Linked DNA regions of Mus musculus: region 2 is linked to region 1. The links are chromatin loops, found by intact Hi-C in ENCODE. Cell type or tissue: heart. All regions are shown on one strand.

Region 1 (2,500 bases):
TAGCAGACAAGAGTGTACAATTTGTTCAGAGGGCTAAAGTGGGAGTTACGGATGCATTCATAGTCAAGGAATGATGGAGCGAGTACTAGCAAACTATGAAAATTCTTCTTAACCATTCTTTTAACCTGGTTCATAACTTTGAGGCAAAGCAGGTATGGGTGTAAATCTCGACTTGATACAGAAAGTCTCCAGTGCAACTAGTGAGCAATGTGCGTGGTTAGGTGAACCGTGTACATCATCACATCAGTAAAAATGGGTATGGGTAAGAGCACTGTCTTTCACATAGGTATGTATGTGCTGGTTAAACATCTGAGGCTTGCCAGATACTACCTAATTTTAAAAATAGAAAGCTGGAGAGTGGCCGAGATGATAAAGTGCCTTTAATTTTGCCCTTTCCCACCACCAAATGTCCTTCACAATTCGTTTTCAAGTGTCACCACCATTAATATGCTATTTGGAGCTCACTGTAGCTCAGACTTTTAACAGGACAGCAAAGATTTGAAAGGTCACAAACATTTTTACTAAGGTAGAGCAAGAACTCTGAGTCTAGCTCATTTTGTTCAGTGGTCCTTACATAAGCTAAGTGAATTTCCAGCGAAATATTACCATCTTTCCTGATGCAGAAAAAGATGCATAAGCAGGTAATTGACTTCACTGCCATAATTGTGATTTAAAAAAAAAAAAAAGTGTCTGGGACTCAGAAGTGCTGGCACTGGAAAACACAACTGCCAATATTCATTCTTTTTGCTTCAACCAAAAGTCTTTCTGTCTGTCTGTCTTCCTTATTTCTTTTAAAAAGACATGTGGCGTTTGGTTCCAAATCAATTACAAATAAAAGCCCAATAAAGAAAGAGCTCTTTCTAGTGTCCTTTCCTCCCATTTGCATCACAGATGGCCACCGAGAGCTTAAGGTTTAACGTCCAGACACTAAAGCCACTCATCCTAAAACGACAGAGCTCCAGATGGACTCTGTCTGGCAAAGGATGGGAAGCTGCCAATCTTCAGAGGTGCAGATAGGGTGAATCCCGGAGGCTACCGCCCAGTTCCCATCAGTTTGCACCCACACTTGGGAAACATCCCTTTCCCATCTCGGGGCGGAATCCTTCCGTGAGTGACCTCTGGGGACCAGAGGGACGCGGGACAGGAAGGCTTCTCTGCCTTTGAGAGAAGTTGACAAGGGCAAGTTCGAATCGCACGCGGGAGCTTACTCACGGGAATGGCCCGGCGTCCTCGCTCTTCCGCCCACACTCGCTCAGGAAGAAGCCCCTAATGCGCGGCAGCCTGAGAGCAGCATCTGAAGCAGCCGCCGCCGCCACCGAGCTAACCCCCCCGGGCGTGGCAGGAACTGGCAGGCGCTCTCACATCATCACCGGGCGACCTTGGAGCTGCAGTGACGCCGGTTCAATGGCAGCCCCCACCCAGCTAGGGAAGCTAAAAAGGAGACCCACTCTCCCAACAGGCTTTGCGGCCCTAGCGCAAAGCCTTCTGGGAACTGTAGTTTGCTTTCCGTCCCGCCTACAGCTCGAGGGCCCCGCCTCCTCACTCCAGAGCTAGAAGCTGGAGGCGCGGTGGGGCGGAGCGGCGGGCCCCGACCCCGCTGGGGTGGGGCGAATCCCGTCCCGGCCGGTTGCCCCGGGCTAGGGCAGAAGTCCAGGCCGACCGGCCTTCTCCAGGCCGTGCTGCACTTCTGTGCCTTGAGGCTCACCCTGGAAGCCGGCCTAGTGTTTTCGCCTCGCCCCTTCGCGAGGCAGGTCCCGGGGCTCGCGCGTGTCGCCTCCCCTCAGCGCCCGCTGTCTGGAGAGTCGCTGGCCTTGGTCACCGCCTAGGTAATGAGGGGAGGCAGGCCAGCACGGGATGGTGTGGGGACCCGGGGAGCGACAGGGAACGCAGGTCGGTAGGTGCACAGCGGAAGGCTACAAGGCCAGTCCTCGCCTCCGCTCCTTACCGGAGTTGACACGGCCGGCCGAGCAGCCGCTGGAGTCTGCGGGACGCCGGCTCCCGCTCTCTGTCTCTGTGCCAGCGCACGGGGGGGCCGGGGCTCCCGGGTGCCCAGCAGCGGTGCCAGGTGCAGGAACCCAGCTACCGCCGCCCCGCTCCCCCAGCTCTTACCTTTGGTAGCGCACACAGGCCTGGCGACTTCCCAAGCTGAAGACACTCTGGCCCCAGACCTGTCTGCTCAGAGACGTCGAAGGGACCTTTTTCCAAATTAAATGTCCAGGCTTCGTTTTGTCTTCAGTGTTTACATTTGATGTCTTGTTTTCCCCTCGTGGGTTTGTTATGTCAAATACCTTTCCTCCAAACTTGATCATGATTTGTGACAGCACCTGCATAGCACAGTGCTTGGCACTCCGTAAATATTTGTTGAAACCATGAGTCATGATACTAAGTTTGGAAAATTGGATTAAGCTGTGTGCTTCGCTATGATCTTTGTTAAGGTTTTATGAGATTTCAAGATCACCTTGAGAATTACTGTAATTTTGAAGCCTAACAAAGAGTATTG
Region 2 (2,500 bases), 260 kb before region 1:
ATTAGTCAAGCACAAAACATCTAGAGAATTACTCATTTCCTGGAGTTGAACTGTCCAGTTTCCAGCTTTCCTTTCGAAAAGTTGGTTCTCTCTCTCTCTCTCTCTCTCTCTCTCTCTCTCTCTCTCTCTCTCCCTCCCTCTCTCTCTCTCTCTCTCTCTCTCTCTCTCTTTTGGTGGACAAGTTCGCTGGAAGTAAATTCAAGGAGTCTAATTAAATCCTCCGGGTTCAGGTAACCTTCGAAAAAAAATTTTTTAACAGTAAAAGGGGTGGGGCCAGAAGGGAGTGTCATATGTCAGGCCTTGACCAATAGGGATGATCTAAAATTTAAAACCTAAGAAGAGATTTTAGATAAAAGGTCGACCTCCTAGTTTACAAAAGGTTCTGAACAAAGCAGAAAGCTCAGCTCTCTGGTATCACAAACAAGCTTGGTTTGTAAGCAAATTATTTTTTTATTTTATTTTTTGGTATTCTGAGACAGGACTCTATTCTCTATACAGCCCTGGCTCTCCTTAAACTCACTGTGTAGCCCAGGCTGCCCTAGACTGTGCAGAGATCCACCTGTGTCTGCCTCCTGATTGGATTACTAGGATTAGAGAGTATGTCGCTATTAGTCACTGTTCCTGGGAGTCCACCAGAGATAACCACGTAGCCAAAGTTCATAGCCTATTGAAAGTCTTTATTCCAACCAGCTGGGATGACACTTAGGTACTGTGTGTATTCAGTGACCAATGTCCAGAGCACAGGGTTTCTGAAGGCAGAGACCTCACTTGGCAGCTGGAGCGGGGGGGGGGAGTGGGGGGGGGGTGGGGGGTGGGGGGCGGGGTGGGGCGCGGAGGTGGAGGCTTTGGGTAAGCAAGCGATTTGACCGCTAAAATCTTCTCTCAGCAGCCGACCCCACCCCCGCCCGCCCCCAAAGCTGGGCGTACACCACCACACTCAGCTTCAATGGATTTTTCCAGAAGTTTTATGTTGTACATTGTTTTTGATGACATTTAATTCTTTAGCAAGTCACCACTTGCTAACCTAGTTTCCCAAGCTGCGAGAAACCCGGGTGGGGGGTGGGTGGGTGGGAAGTGGGGTGTTTCCTTCCTTCAGAGAAGTAGCATGGGGGGCGGGATTTGGGGTATGTGCGGTCTTTGGGGTTTTCTTTCTTTTTTTTTTTTTTTTTTTTTTTTTTGAGCCTTGACTGGTCAGTTTCGCCCCTAGAGGCGGAAGTTGGCTTCCTCTCTGGCTTCCTGTAACTTTCCTCCGCCCTCTTGTTAGGATTGTGGAATTCAGCAATGGCCTCGATTCAGTTTTGGTGAAATGGCGGCCATTCTCATCTTCTCGGAGCCCTTCTCTTTGCTCACACTCGCGATTCTGCCCCCGCAAGAGTACTCTGGGGACGTCCTTATCGCTGGGAGAGAGCGGTCGCATCTCATTCCTGAACCTGTTGGGCTCGCTGGGCGCGTCACCTGGCTAGCAGCTTGGGCCAGCTCCGCAGGCTAACTTTCCTGGACGCCTACTGAAGAGTCTGCTCCTCTCTGTGTTCTTTCCAGTGTCTCGTTCGATCCAGTTTTCTGGTGGTCTCCAGCGAAGACAGGCGACAAAGCCGTTGTTGAGTGGGATGGGCCGGCGACCGCCCGGTGTGAGTAATCCCAGAACCCCTCCTATTCTTGCAGTTCCCAAAGGGACTTGGGAAGTTGGAGAGCTGACTCCTGATTAATGTAGGAAAGTGTTCGTTTCCTATCTTCCACTCTTGGTTCCTTCTGTGCTTTTTGGGGATCCACTCACAGCACCTCCAGACTTGTGGCACATTCAAATCCAAGTCTTTCTTGAAGAGAGCCAAAGACTTATTAAATTAAACTTGTTACTGGACTCAAATGCCTCCTTGTTAATTTAGTGTGTGACTCTGGATGGCGTGAAATTTCGAACAAGGTACTTGGGTGTTTTTTGTTTGTTTCTATAATCCCAGCGTAGAGGCTGCCTGGACAAAGCTCAAGGACAGCTTATCCTGGCAAGAAGCCTGCTGGCCAAGAGTGAGGCAGTGAGGGTTTGGCCCAGGGCCTTCCTATACTCAAAGCATTATTTCTCTTAAATCTCAGAAACAAGAAGCACTACCTGTGTTATGACGCCCTAGCTGACCTTCACCTCTGGGAAGACTTGACACCCCACCTGGGGCAGCTGTCTTGCTCCTTACTAAGGATTTTACTTCTTATTTTGCATTGCATTTTAATATCCAAAACCTTTCAGGCAAGTTATAATATAAATAAAATATACCTGCAAAGTAAATACAGACACTGCCCCCACCTCCCACGAGTCCATTCCCTAGCGACAGCCAGAGGTGGCTGGTTCTAGTCACATACATTGGTGTACTCAAATACAGTCTTTTGGTTGCCTTTAAAAAAATTGGGAATCTTCCCTTGGCCCCAGCCATCCAGCTCCTTTTCGTATTCTTTCTCCAAACAGTCTTTCAGAACAGATGTTTGTGGTGTTGTTTTTCTGTTTCCATCCTAGTTT

What was found. Peaks named below come from ENCODE experiments on the same cell type or tissue, not always from the same donor. Only the 100,000 strongest peaks of a DNase experiment are listed, where the experiment ranks them.
Region 2: a loop joins it to region 1, with 3 times the contacts of the local background. A loop is called at or near these places in 1 of 42 quality-filtered maps.

The regions. Positions count from the first base shown.
Region 1 is chr1:58,972,025-58,974,524 of GRCm38, forward strand. Trak2 (trafficking protein, kinesin binding 2) reads right to left here and starts at 1,458. Exons shown (of 16, transcript NM_172406.3): 1 at 1,213-1,458. Stradb (STE20-related kinase adaptor beta) reads left to right here and starts at 1,498. Exons shown (of 12, transcript NM_172656.6): 1 at 1,498-1,826. In heart, CTCF peaks have their summits at 1,159 and 1,363; a DNase peak (open chromatin) is centred at 1,507; H3K4me3 peaks cover 2,500 bases; H3K27ac peaks cover 2,213 bases.
Region 2 is chr1:58,712,032-58,714,531 of GRCm38, forward strand. Cflar (CASP8 and FADD-like apoptosis regulator) reads left to right here and starts at 1,255. Exons shown (of 10, transcript NM_207653.6): 1 at 1,255-1,628. In heart, a CTCF peak has its summit at 1,215; DNase peaks (open chromatin) are centred at 690, 1,210 and 2,010; H3K4me3 peaks cover 2,500 bases; H3K27ac peaks cover 2,500 bases.